Regions from separate parts of the Homo sapiens genome. Here region 2 is linked to region 1. A link is a contact called in ENCODE Hi-C or POLR2A ChIA-PET data. All regions are on one chromosome and are shown on one strand. Each heading gives the region's core, a stretch centred on a gene start or an enhancer-like site at or near the end of the contact. The rest is flanking DNA. Distances are from core to core; before and after follow the strand shown. Region 1 overlaps SUMF1 (sulfatase modifying factor 1). Region 2 has its middle 42 kb from the start of BHLHE40-AS1.

Region 1 (6,761 bases), core at 4,262-6,761:
TGGATATAAGGGAGTGCTGTAACTCTGGAAATTGTCTCAGTTGAGCAGAGAATGTGTAGGTGGACAACCACATCCAAAAAAAATTGTCTCTTTTTAGGTTGAGGTTTATCATAGATGCCAGTCCACTCATGCTGCTGCTTCTGCTCTGTAAACAACACACCTGAACACTATTCCTGTTAAAAGGAATTATAGATGTCACAATCTGCAGTATAGCCTTGATGAAATGCCTAATATATGACTCTTAAAAGTTGTTTGTTTTGTTAAGTTCCTAAACCTAGTAGAATAGCACTTATTTTCAAGACAGAATCAGGAGTTCAAGAACAAGTTATTTGAAATGTTTAGAAACAGTGACACTTGGAAAAGGAAAACGTCTAGTGAGTTTGGATGGGATTTGCCCTAAATTTGACCAGAAAATATTTGACATTCCAAGGGAAACTTGCGCAGGATGAATAAGGCCCTACCTCTGATTTCGTCAGTCCTCAGTTGTGGGGTGACTTTGATTACTTGTCTCTCCTTCTTCATGTGTGAAATGGGAAAATGGTTTCTGACTCTGCATCTGACCATCACAGTGGTGACTTATGATCTGTCTTACAGACAGACAAGTGTGTAGTTTGGTTCCCTTACAGGGGCCCAAGCTTTCTGAAGTTTGGAGGTTGAGGAATGTGGATACCTCCTGTATTCTGTTTACCCCTCACACCCTCCCTGATATGGTTTGGCTGTGTCCCCAACTAAATCTCATCTTGAATGAATTGTAGCTCCCATAATCTTTACGTGTCATGGGAGGGACCCGGTGGTAGGTGATTGAATCATGGGGCTGGGTTTTTCCCACACTGTTCTTGTGAGAGTGAAGTCTCATGAGATCTGATGTGATCTCTGAGATCACATGGTGATGGTTTTATAAAAGGGAGTTCCCCTGCACATGCTCTCTTGCCCTCTTGCCTGCTGCCATGTAAGGCGTGCCTTTGCTGCCCCTTTACCTTCCACCACGCCATGATTGTGAGACCTCCACAGTCATGTGGAATGTGAGACAATTAAACTTCTTTCCTTTATAAATTACCCAGTTTCAGGTATGTCTTTATTAGCAGCATGAGAATGGACTAATACACTCCCCTTGCCCTACCCTCATGGTGCTGCTTGCTTTAGAGAGTGGGTTAGTTTATGTGTAGATGGTTCTCACATCATGACTGTGATGGAAGATGGTACATCTTCTTGAGAAGTCTTTGGAAGTGACACATGTTCCAATACTTCCTTCACCCCTTAGCTCTTGGTCACTTTTCTCAGTTGATCAGTACTCTGAAAAGGGTGAACTGGTGGGTGGAGGGGGCTCAAGCTGAACAGATATGGGGGTAGATTTTCACTAATTAGAATATATGTTCTCTGAAAGCTCTAAGAGAATATTGTAACATGTAATAACATAAATGAATAGTAGTAATAATGACAGCTAATACTCTGTACCAGGTACTTTTCTAAGCACTTTACATGTATTTTTAAATTTAATCCTTATAACATCCCCAGGAAGTAGATAGTATTATTTTATCCCCACTTTGCAGATGAGTAAGCTGAGGCCTGAAGGGGTTAAATAAGCAGCTGAAGATCTTGTAGCTTGTAAAAGGTGATACTGTTGTTCAAGCTTAGGCAGCTTGACTCCAGGGTCAGATACTCTTACCACTATGCTACTATAAACTGTGTATTAATATTTAAGAAGAGTAATCTTTTTTTCCCTAATTATCATAATACAGTAGATAATTTGCTCTCCTCAGAGGACATTTAGCAATGTCTGGAGACATTTTTGTCTGCCGCAGTTGGCATGGGAGAAGAAGGATGCAACTGGCATCTGGTGGGTAGAGGTCAGAGACACTGCTAAACATCCTGCAATACATAAGACAGTCTCCCATAACAAGGTATTTGGCCTAAAATAGCAGCAGTGCTGAGGTTGAGAAAACCTGTGATAGTGACATACACTCATTCTAAAAATGTCTAATAGTACTCTCCTGATCCTTCGCTTATGTTAAGTTTATGTATATTCTTCCAGACATTTTTTTCCTGATGATACTAACAAACATTGTTATGCATACATTTTATAGAAACGGAATCAAATGTGTATTCTATAGGTTACCTTTATGACAGTATATTATTTTCATATTTCCATGTCAGAGTGTATTTTGATAACTAGCCGTATAGTATTCCTTTTTTCATGGACACCAAGGACAGTTGGGTTATTTTGTAATTTTAAGTTAGAAACTATATTATGTCTAGATTTACTATACATATATCTTTGCATACTTGCTTCAGGTCTTACTATTTTGGACCAAAACACTAGGTTGCGGCCTTTGGTCAAGGATAGTGTTGTCGTGGTGTCCTCTTTCTCATGCTTTGGCCACAGTGTGTTCACGTGTTTTTTCCATCTTACCGTGCACCTCATTGAGATTGGTGATCATCATATAGCTCCATGACGTTAAGTAAGTAGTGTGTTTTGGGTTGCTAGGGTAGCATGAAAGATTTCAGAAAGAATAGTTGCTGGGAAAAAAGAAAAGCGGGTGTCTAGAATGAGAGAAAGTGTGAGTGAGTAGGTGTGTGTATAGCAGAGGGTGGGGTAGCGGGTGGAAGGAGATAAAAAAACTATAGTACTAATATGTGTAGGGTGATATCTGGACCCATCAATTTGAATTTTAGAGACATTTATCAAGGAAAATGAGATGACTAATTGCACATTTTCTATGCCAATTATTGCAACTGAGGAATTAATTTTTGTATTAAGCTGTTCCTGCAATTGCTATAAAGAAATACCTGAGGCTGGGTAGTTCATAAAGAAAGAGGTCTGTTTGGCTCATGGTTTTGCAGGCTATACAGGAAACGTAGCTCTGGTATCAGCTTTTGGGGAGGCCTCAGGCCTTTCGATCATGGCAGAAGACGAAGTGGGAGCAGGCGCTTCACATGGTGAAAGCAGGAGCAAGAGAGTGAGGTGGAGGGAGGCGCCATACACTTTTGACCAGATCTCCTGTGACACAGTGAGAGCTCACTCATCACCAAGGGGACGGCCCAAGCAATTCATAAGGGTTCTGCCCCAGTGATCCAAAGACCTCCCACCAGGCGCCACCTCCAATATTGGGGATTATATTAATATTTCAACATGAGATTTGAGTGGGGATAAATATATAAACTATATCAATTATTATATGTAAAATAAATACTTTTAAAACTATTTAATATACCAATTGTCTTCAGTCATACTCTGAGGATTCCTGGGACTTGTAGATCCCCTCCAAGAATCAGGTTCAGTGCTAGCCATACAGTCGGTGCTCAATAAACATTTGTAACCAGATTGAATTGAGAGGAAAAGGAGAGTAGAAGAGTATGGGCTGAGAGGTCACTAGAGAGAAGCCCTAGGGACTTCTATACATAAACTGACTTGAGGGAAAGCTCCCCTTTGAAAAAGGGGTAGGCTCCAATCCCATCCAGGTTGCTGTGAATGCCGTTAATTCATTCTTTTATGGCTGAGTAGTATTCCATTGTGTGTGTGTGTGTGTGTGTGTGTGTGTGTGTGTGTATCACAGTTTCTTTATTCACTTGTTGATTGGTGGGCATTTGGGTTGGTTCCACATTTTTGCAATTGTGAATTATGCTGCTATAAACATGTGTGTGCAAGTATCTTTTTCATGTAATGACTTCCTCTGGGTAGATACCCAGTAGTGGGATTGCTGGATCAAGTGGTAGTTCTACTTTTAGTTCCTTAGGGAATCTCCACGCTCTTTCCATTATTCTAAGTGAAGTAACTCAGGAATGGAAAACCAAACAACATATGTTCTCACTTATAAGTGGGAGCTAAGCTATGAGGATGCAAAGGCATAAGAATGGCACAACGGACTTTGGGGACTCAGGGGAAGTGATAAAAGACTACAAATTGGGTTCAGTGTATACTGCTTAGGAGATGGGTGCACCAAAATCTCACAAATCACCACCAAAGCACTTACACATGTAACCAAATACCACCTGTTCCTCAGAAACCTATGGAAATAAAAAGTTAAAAAATAAATACATAATTTTTTTTAAAAAAAAAAAGGAAGAAAAGAGGGTAGGAAATGGCAGGGGCCTTCTCCTGTTTAAGGCTTGTGTTTGCCTCTACTAAAGCTGTGCACATGTGTATTCTAGGACTCAGCTGTTCCACTCCACCATGTACTGTCGGCAGAAATGCGTACATATATTTGCCAAAAGCCACAAACTCTTTTAAGAATATTGATAGAAGCAGTACTATTCATAATAGCCCCAAACTGGAAACTACCCAAATACCCATTAGTAGTAGAATGGACAAACAAATCATGTTTTTTTTTTTTTTTAAATCACTAATGATGAAATATTTTAAGACACAAAAGGGTATGAGAAGAAAAGTCATTCATGGAGGTTAACATATTGCTATATTTTGTCATTCTTTTAAGCTTTTTTATTTTTATTTTTTAATTTAAGAACTAGAACCTTCTGGTGGTGGTGCTTAGTGTTGGGGACAGGGTAGAGTTGGAAGAATGATCTGAGGATCCTCCTGAAACACAAGTGTGGGCTGACCTGAGCTTTCACTGCAGCTCCTCCCTTGACACTGAATGAATTACCTGTCATGGGCACCTAAACCTGCACAGCCCAGTCAGTGAGAACAGCCCCCAGAGGAACTTCTACAGCGCCACAAATGAAATAGAAAGAAGCCATGCCTCTTCACTCCCCTGTTCTCTGTAAAATAAAACACCTTGCTATAGTGTCATTTAAGGACCTAATGCCTTCTTTTGTTGAAATATTTTAAAAATTGGGTTTTCCCATCAAATTGTGATTGAGATATCATGAATGTTCTGATTGTGTTGATGTGAAAAGAGAATGAACAAGAATGGGGCTTGGTGTTTTCAGTGATTGCTGTAATTGTTAGCAGGGACATATTCTCCCTTAACTTCTACTCAGACAAGCTCAAAAGGATGAAAACAATCAAAGAGTAACATTGTTGTGGGGATAACCTTGAGTCACTTTCTTTTGTATTTGTATTTGTATTAGAAGAATCATTTGCAGGCCAGGTGCAGTAGCTTACACCTGTAATCCCAGCACCTTGGGAGGCCAAGTTGGGCAGGGATCACTGGAGCCCAGTAGTTCAAGACCAGCCTGGGCAACATGGCAAAACCCCATCTCTACAAAAAAATACAAAAAATTTAGCTGGGCATTGTGGCGCACACCTGTGGTCCCAGGTACTTGGGATGGTGAGGCGGGAGGATCACTTGAGCTGAGGAGGTCAAGGCTGCAGTGAGCCATGACCGTGCCACTGTTCTCCAGCCTAGGGGACAGGGTGAGACCCTGTCTCAAAAAGAATCATTTGCAACATCTGTTCTTTAGCTAGTATTAGCAACAATGATTAGTTTTTGTGGCTCTCCTTGTGACTGAGTGTCATGGGGCCATAGTGAGACTGGTTCCCTTTACTGAGTGCTTGCTGAGTCATTAACCTCAGTTGCTAAGGGCATAGTCATAAGTCCTGTATGCGTATTATATTTCCTCCTTGTAATAACCCAAGATATAGGTGCTGTTACTATCTGTATCCCCACATGAGAAAACAGGCTTGGGGAAAGAGGTTAAATAAGTTGCCTAGGGTCACACCGTGAACAGCAGAGCCATGATTCAAATCTCATTTTGACTGGCTCCAAAGCCTGTGTTCCTAACTAAACCACTCACTAAATGAGGACTCCTGACTGTTGTTATTTTGGTTAACAGAACCATAAAGTAGGAGTTAAGGTTCTAGTTACTGTTTGCTGAGCATTTTCCAATCTTACCTCACTTGACCTCTGTATTCTGAGTTAGGTGAGGCAGGTGGGTGTGCTCCCATTTCACAGACAAGGACTAGGAGGGTCCAGACAAGTAGTGAACTTGCCCAGGGTCACCCAGCTAATGTTGGGTTGGAAGTTGAATCGGGGTCTTTTGAAAATACACCCCATTTTTTCTTCTGTGCTTCAGCTTGATCTCTGACCACCATGGTTGACCTTTAGCCTCACATTTAATTGTAGGGTTAACTCTGTTTCCTCATCTTTTAAATAGGAGCAGCACTACCTGTCTCACTTGTTAGAGATTATAGAGGATTGGCTAGCCATGCACTTTTTAAAAATTCTTACAGAGGCCGGGTGTGGTGGCTCACTCCTGTAATCCCAGCACTTTGGGAGGCCGAGGCGGGCGGATCACAAGGTCAGGAGATCGAGACCATCCTGGCTAACAGAGTGAAACCCTGTCTCTAGTAAAAATACAAAAAATTCGCTGGGCTTGCTGGCACGTGCCTGTAGTCCCAGCTACTCGGGAAGCTGAGGCAGGAGAATCGGTTGAACCTGGGAGGCGGAGGTTGCAGTGAGCCAAGATTGCAACCCCTGCACTCCAGCCTGGGCGACAGAGCGAGACTCCATCTCAAAAAAAAAAAAAAAATTCTTATAGATATACACCATTTAAATACATATGTATTTGTTTGCTGTGAGGCTTTATGATATGAAGTAATACTTTTTTTGTTAAAGATTTATTTACATATAAGTCTTTATTTTGGTATTCTGGCAAATGTATTTGTTTGGTAATCCAAATGGAAGTTGAAGACATTGAGATTTTTGCTGCATGTACTGAGTTGATATTTTTCTAGAGTTGATGTTAGTAGCTAACATCAGCCTGTTCTGGGTTGCTTTGAGGTTGCAGCTGCTCCCTGGTGGTTACCTGTGAAAGGCGCTAACTGGAGACACCCAGAAGGGCCTGACTCTACTATTCTGCAC
Region 2 (7,569 bases), core at 892-3,391, 600 kb before region 1:
TGTGGCTTCAACACAACCTTATGAGGTAGGTGTTATCCCCATTTTACAGAGTAGAATACCCAGTTAATGTGAGACCAGCTGGGAAGTAAAATCAAATCTGAGTCCTAAACTAGAAGTCTGTACCATTACCAGGCAGCCTTGCAAAACATCAATTAACATGACAGACATGGCCCTTTTTCTTTGGAATTGATGCTTTTTTAGTGCATTTTTAAGACCATGCATTTAATCTTGAATTATGTGTTAAAAATGTGAGATGAGGATAAAAGTAATTCCAAATAAGAAACACATAATAACAGCAATGCAACTAGCATTGAGGCCTACTGTATGCCAAACGCTGTGCCAAAGCCACTACCATTATTACCTCATTTGATACAACAACCCTATGAGGTCAGTTCTATCACTTTGGTCCCTACATTGCAGATGAAGAGACCGAGGCACAGAGGCGAAGTAACTTGTCCATGTCCCAGAGCTGTAAATTAATGCTCAGTAATGAGCAGAATAGCGTCCTGGTCCATGTAAGCACTTAATGCACTTGTACTCGGCTTTGGAAAGAATGGAGAGACTGCAGTGTATACAAACATCCCAGGAAAACCTCATTCATTTGGACCATTTCCGTCTAGATTTTATTATAATTTGAAAGGAGCCTAGGGTCGTGTTCTCTCTTTTTTTTTTTTTTTTTTTCTGCTTGCGGGGAAAAGCTAAGCAAATAGTACAAACAAAGTAAAAATATTTTTGTGGGGCGTTTTAGAATTTAGACGAGATAGGGTGCATTCAGGATAGTATGACCGTAGACACATTTTAGTATTTATAAAGCATTTTCCTACCCAGGAGTTAACTTTATCTTCACAATACCCCTGAGAAGTAGTTAGAACTGGTCATCTTAGTCCCAGTCTACAGGTGAACTCTGAGAATCTTTCTAAAGAAGAATTTCTAACTAGTAAAGAGAACAAATGATCTTTAGGGACTCGAAAGTAAACTACCCACAATAGCTGAGATGTGAAAACAATAAATGAATGGATAAACTAAATCTAGTATGTACATACAATGAAATATTATTCAGCCTTAAAAAGGAATGAAATTCTGGTAAGTGCTACAATATGATGAATGTTGAAGACATGATGCCAAGTAAAATAAGTCAGACACAAAAGGACGGTATTGTATGATTCCACTTATATGGAACACCTAGACTAGACAAATTTATACATACAGAAGTAGAGTAGAGGTACCGGGGGCTGGAGGGAGAGAGGAGTGGGGAGTTCTCGTTTGATTAGAATTCAATGAACAATTTAATTGGTGATGAATTGAAGGGATGCTGAACAAGCTCTAGGAATGGGTAGTGATGGTTGCACAACGTTGTGAATGTACTTAATGCCTCTGAATTGTGCACTTAAAAATGGTTAAAAGGTGGCTCACGCCTGTAGTCCCAGGATTTTGGGAGGCTGACATGGGTGGATCGCTTGAGCCCAGGAGTTTGAGACCAGCCTGAGCAGCATAGTGAAACCCCATCTCTCCAAAAAATAAAAAAAATTAGCTGGGTGTCGGGGCACATGCCTGTAGTCCCAGCTTCGTGGGAGGCTGAGGTGGGAGGATTGATTGAGCCCTAGAGGGTGAGGCTGCGATGAACGGTGATCACACCACTGCACTCTAGCTTCAGTAACAGAGGAAATTCTGTCTCCAAAAAAAAAAAAGTTAAAATGGTAAATTATGTGTTATGCATATTTTACTACAATGAAAAATTTTAAGAAAAAAAAGGTAACCCACATAGCAATCCCCATGCTTATCCAAGTCTTTCTTTAAAAGCAGACTCCTGGGTACTTATTAAAGCAGAAGCAGTCTTAACCCAGGCCTGCACTTGAAAGCAAGAAAACATCATGCCTTTAAAAAATAGCTCACGAGCGTGTGTTTTCACTAAACACAGGAGGCTGGTATTCCCCTCAGGTATTCCAAGTGAGCAAGATATGGCTGGTAGAGGGGAGAATTGGGAGGTGAGTCACCGGTTTGGCAGGTGACGTCACCATGAGGTGACCGTCTGCGTGGTGTGCCTTCCAACTCCCACGTCTCCCATTTTCTCCACTCAGGGGCGGCCAGGTCACCAGCTGGCTCAGCTGGAAGTCTATCTGTTCTGGTGTGATGTTTAGTGAGAAACATTCCTCTTTATGACTCAGTGACTCAATATCCCAACAGATGGGTTCAGGAAGGCTCCAGCAGCTAAAGCCAACTCCGAGGTCGAAACCTGGATAGCCAAGGAGGAGATGAAAGACATAAACCCTTGGGAAGGGAGAGGAGAGAGCTCGTTTTCTGTTTGTTGGAATGCTAAATATCTAAGAAGTAATGGGATGATTTAGGATAATAATTATTATCCTAAGACAACTTAGGAGACTGGCACACGGAAGAGGATAGTAAATATTTATTGAATGAAATATTCATTGATTATTATTTCAGAGGTATTCAGCTGCAAGAACAATCCCAAACTATGAGTGAAAAACACAGATTCTCGGGCGGGCACAGTGCCTCACGCCTGTAATCCCAGCACTTTGGGAGGCCAAAGTGGGTGGGTCACTTGAGGTCAAGAGTTCGAGACCAGCCTGGCCAACATGGTGAAACCCTGTCTCTGCTAAAAATACAAAATTAGCCAGGTGTGGTGGCACAGGCCTGTAATCCCAGATACTCAGGAGGCTGAAGCAGGAGAATCGCTTGAACCCAGGAGGCAGAGGTTGCAGTGAGCCGAGATTGTGCCACTATACTCCAGCGTGGGTGACAAAAGGGAAACTCCATCTCAAAAAAAAAAAAAAGAAAAAGAAAAATGTATATTCTTACTTATGTCTCACCAACTCTAGTTTTCTCAAAGGGGCACCAGAAATGGAGCTTGATATATTTTCATGGAATTGACACAGGTTTGATACGGACAACTATGATACTGACACAAAGAATCATGATGTTTATGCAGGTAATGAGATCATTAACAAGTAGTAATGTGAAGGGATTGTCTTGGACATGTTTGTACACTCATCCAGCAATTGTTAGCAGAGGTACCATATCTATATAAGATGAAAGGAAATGAGAAAGAGAAAGTATTTGCTTTATTTGTTTTTCCTTTTTTCTCTTTAGGCTCTATACTGTTGAGTCAATCTGGGATGGTTTAAGGTACATGAGCCTCGGTATCAGGCAAGCCTCAAATTAGTCAGTGAGGACTCTTAGTTGCAAGACAGAAACTGGATTCAAATTAGCTACAGGGGGAAAAAAAAGATCCAGCTGATGGCTTCAGGCATAGCTGTTTCCAGGTGCCCAAATGCTAGTGTTAGAGATTTGTTGTTTTTTTAATCTTTCAGCTCTGCCTGCCTATAAGATGACAAGGAATTGTCCCAGTAGCTCTAGTCTTACCTTTTGTGAGCTTAACAACCTCATTAGAAAGAGATCTTTCTTCTCAACAAAAATATCAGGATTAACCCTGGCCAGCCTGGCTTGAGTCACATATTCCTCCCTAGACCTGGAGATGGTGTTAAAGCCATAAGATGATGTTTCCAGAATAAAAAGGAATGGTTGCTGGGCAGGCAAAAACAATGGGTGTCACTCCCTCTGTGCAAATGTATGCCTGTGGGAGAGAGGGTTTATAGTTTATGTGGCACTTTCCTGATTTGTCACTACCTAGTGAGTCAGTCTGATGTGGTGGAATACGAGCGCTCTGGACTCAACAGGCCTGAGTCAAAATGTCGGCTCTTCATTAGCTGTGTGGCCTTGGGCAACTTACTTAAAAGTAACCGTGCGGGTAACTAGCATGTTTTGAGCGCTCGGCATGTGCTAGGTGTTACATATATTAATCTCGTTACTCCACAGCTCTGCAAAAGAGTTATTTTCTCCTTCTTATAGATGAGGAAGCTGAAGATCAGACAGATTAAGTGACCTCCTCAAGGTCACTAAGCTAGCTAGGGACACTCCAACCCAGGGTGCTCTGACTCAAGGCAGCCTCTCTGACCTTCCCTCTCCATGCCTGAAAAATGGACATGACATGGAGAAGAAGAAAGTGGCAGAAGAGGAGGAAAAGGAAAAATACTGAAACAGTGAAACGCCCACAACATATTAGCTATGCAATCAATCTAGTTCCCTTCATCCGTTCTTCCACTCACTTCTTTTCTTACTTTCCTCCATCTTTTTCTTTCTTTGGGCACTTCAAAAGGTCCTAGCTTTCTCCTTCCTTCCTTCCCTTCCTTCCTTCTTTCTTTCCTTCCTTCCTTTTTTTCCTTCTCTTTCTTCCCCCCACCTGCCCTTTTTTTTTGGACAGGGACTCACTCCGTCATCCAGGCTGTAGTGCAGTGGCGCGATCTCAGCTCACTGCAACCTCCACTTCCCATGTTCAAGCGATTCTCCTGCCTCAGCCTCCCGAACAGCTGGGATTACAGGCGCCCTCCACCGTGACTGGCTAATTTTTGTATTTTTAGTAGAGACAGGGTTTCACCATGTTGGCCAGGCTGGTCTTGAACTCCTGACCTCAAATGATATGCCCGCCTCAGCCTCCCAAAGTGGTGGGATTACAGGCTTGAGCCACTGCACCCGGCCCATTTTTTCCCCCTCTTTTTGAAGTCCTTACCTGGTCCAAGGTGGTATTTCTGAATCATAACAGGATAAACACTGGGGCTCTAGTCATTTTTAAAGCACTCACCCTCATAAGCATGACTGCCACCCCTAGAGGAACCCCCGGCCATGGCCCCTACATCAGCACTCCGGCTTGACCAAGATCATGTTCTAGCTCACTGGGAAGGGGGAAACCAAGGTACTTGGGATTCCTCCCACTCCAATTCATGCCTCTGTACCCATCAGTCTCTGCGTGAAGTTTTCCTAATCTGTTTAACTCATGTGCCAGCTCTGACTGAGGTGGGGCAGTGGCAGGGGCACCCTTTTCTCTCCACACTGTTTTGGCTTCAGCCCTCACCTGACCTTTGTTTCACCCCCTCCTGCCTACTTGGGGAGCCTGCCCAAGCCCTGATGAAAGGCGAGGGAAGTGAGCGCCAGGCTGAGCCATGGGGTTTGGAGATAAGCACCTTCCATTTTGGACATGTCGGAACTAGAAATCAAGAGGAACTGGCACTCCAAAGGGAGAGTCAGGCTTCTTCCAGATGCTGGGCTGGTGGTGGTGGGGGTCCCCTCGGCAGACGCAAGGGTAGGACTTCACAACATAGTCTTGCTGGGTGAGGAACTTGCCGAGGGTGAGCAAACAGAGAACCTCTAACTCCTTAATGATTTTTATAGAATGTTCTGGCCTTGGGAACAGGAAGTCCTCCTAAGTGACAGAGCCACCACTTCACCCACACCTTGTACAATGTGTGAGCGTGTGCAGGTCATTCTCCACATGGCCACATGCCCTGTTTGGTGTGGGAGCCGCACCCCATGCCCAGGCCCCTCAGGCCGCTCCACATGGGTTCCCCCACCCAGGTGGGCACTGCAGTTGGGCTCAGGGTCTTCCCTCTTGGGGTAGCATCCCTGGTAGCAGAAACTGCCTCCTCTTCACCCCATCCTCAACGTAGGGCACAACATTCAGAAAGTCCGAGTCCAGGAAGGCTTTTGTGAGATAAAGGGGGAGCTGTGGCCAGAGAGGAAAGGGGGCATGGTGATGAGTTCACACTTATTAAATACCATCAGCCCCGAGAAAGAGTATGAATAATCCCCATTCTAGAGATGGGAAAACTGAGACTAGAGTTAGTTAACAGGAAGATGCGGTGTCTACCAACAGAACAATTTCATTTTATGGACTTGAGTCCCTCCCAAGATGCCTGGCCCCTGAACATTCTGACTTCCTCACCCGGTTCTTCTTAAACTACAATGCGCCCACAAATTCCCTTGTTCAAAGGCAAATTCTGATTCAGCAGTTCTTGGGCGGGGCCCGAGATCCTGCCATCTGACAAGCTCCGGGGCTGCTAGTCTGAGACAACACTTTGAACAGCCAGCGAGGCTCCAGGTTGAGGCTGTCTTTCTGATGAACTTACGACAGCACGCGCTTCCACTCCTCACACAGGCAGCGGGGCTGGGTGGTCTAGAGTCGCGCTATCCTAATTGAGATGTGCTGTGAGTGTGAAATACACACCAGATTTTGAAGATGTTGTAAGAACAAAAGAACATAACATATCTCATTAATAATTCTTTATATGAATTACATGTTGAAATAATATTTGAGGTAAAATCAAATAGATTTTTTAAAAATCTATTTTAACCGTGTCTTTTTTCTTTTCTAATGTGGCTACTAGAAAATGTAAAATCATGCATGTGGCTTGTATTTTTTTTTTTTTTTGAGACAGGGTCTCACTGTCACCCAGGCTAGAGTGCAGTAGCATGGTCATTGCTCTCTGCAGCCTCAATATTCTGGAGTCAAAGGATCCTCCCTCCCATCTCAGTCTCCTGAGTCGCTGGGACTACAGGCACTCACCACCATGCTTGGCAAATTTTTTTATATTTTGTGGAGATGGGGTCTCCCTATGTTACCCACGCTGGTCTCCGACTCCTGAGCTCAAGTGATCCTCCTGTCTCAGTCTCCCCACGTGCTGGGATTACAGGCATGAGCCTCCAGGCATGAGCCTCCAGGCCTGGCCACATTATATTTTTAGTGAACAGCTCTGGTTTAGAGCAGTGGTTCTGAACCAGGCAGGGGTAATGCTGGCACTCCAGGGATATTTGGCAATGTCTGAAATGTTTTTGGCTTGGTTGCCATAAGTAGTGGGGTTGCTACTGGCATGTAATGGGTAGAGGCCAGAGATAGTGCTAAACATTCCATAGTGTCCAGGACACCCCCTTATCACCAAGAATGTATCCAGCCCCAAATGTCAGTAGTGCCAAGGTTGAGAAAGTCTCATCTAGAAACATCGCCACCATCTCTGAGATTATTTTATTGACTTCTTAATTTGTCCAATGCCTTCACCCCTCTACTAGAACACGAGCTGCATGAAATCAGGGACTTGCCTGCCTGTAGCTGCCAGAACAGTGCGTGGCACAAGGCAGCATTCTGTAGTACACATTAAATGTCCCTCTATCCACTTGAGCCCACCAAGTGGTTCGAATTCGCCCATGCAAACTGGCACAGGCCCACCAGCCAAGGGCCTCAGAACACAGTGAGACCACTCCACTCTGAAATCAAGCTAAGACAAGACAAAATCTAAATCCACAGGTCTTGACAGGTTGTCCTCACAACTGCACATTAATCAATCTCTCCACAGGCAGGCATTAACCCCAGGGAGCAGAGATAGGAATTGCCTCTGAAGGCTTGTTAGGCCTCTGTGCACAGCTTGGCCCAGCCCAGCCCTGGCAGGCCTTTCATCCCGGGCGGGGCCACCTACCAAGCTGCCACAGACCAAGCTTCGTTCGTTTCCAGTGATTTTATTCACCACCCAGTGGTGGTTTCAAAGGGCTGGCTCCAGCCCATCTGATCTGCTGCCTTTTCTGAGTTGCTGGGCCCTGTGTGGAGCCTAGAGCTGGGCTTTCTAAGGGAGAGTTGTCTCCTAGCCCTCTCCTTTCGCAAGCCGGTGGGTGGGGTTAGGGTGAGGCCAAAAGAATAACTTGGGTCCACCCAGGGTGTGGGAGGGAATG

Evidence for each region. A loop is a pair of places that touch in the nucleus more often than their neighbours do. ChIA-PET counts read pairs that join two places held with the same protein, here RNA polymerase II (POLR2A). Pooled maps may share reads with other maps.
Region 2: a map of PC-3 shows a loop between it and region 1 (4-fold over the local background). The contact joins two enhancer-like sites. A Hi-C loop is called at or near these places in 1 of 168 maps with a recorded cell type or tissue (PC-3) and 4 of 50 pooled maps. POLR2A ChIA-PET finds 5 or more read pairs at or near these places in 1 of 52 experiments (CD8-positive, alpha-beta memory T cell).

What each region holds. Positions count from the first base shown.
Region 1 is chr3:4,420,066-4,426,826 of GRCh38, reverse strand. SUMF1 (sulfatase modifying factor 1) reads left to right here. Exons shown (of 9, transcript NM_182760.4): 4 at 6,681-6,761. Among named protein-coding and RNA genes, the nearest start is that of SUMF1, 44 kb to the left of the region's middle. RefSeq lists a silencer at 5,463-5,512. Within about 2 kb of position 5,511, at least 4 of the 41 ENCODE cell types and tissues checked have a DNase peak (open chromatin) inside an H3K27ac peak, as active enhancers do; they include PC-3, where a contact is called at or near this core.
Region 2 is chr3:5,017,968-5,025,536 of GRCh38, reverse strand. No RefSeq gene overlaps it. Among named protein-coding and RNA genes, the nearest start is that of BHLHE40-AS1, 42 kb to the right of the region's middle. RefSeq lists enhancers at 1,801-2,170, 1,618-2,817 and a cis regulatory region at 3,510-3,708. Within about 2 kb of position 2,141, at least 18 of the 41 ENCODE cell types and tissues checked have a DNase peak (open chromatin) inside an H3K27ac peak, as active enhancers do; they include PC-3, where a contact is called at or near this core.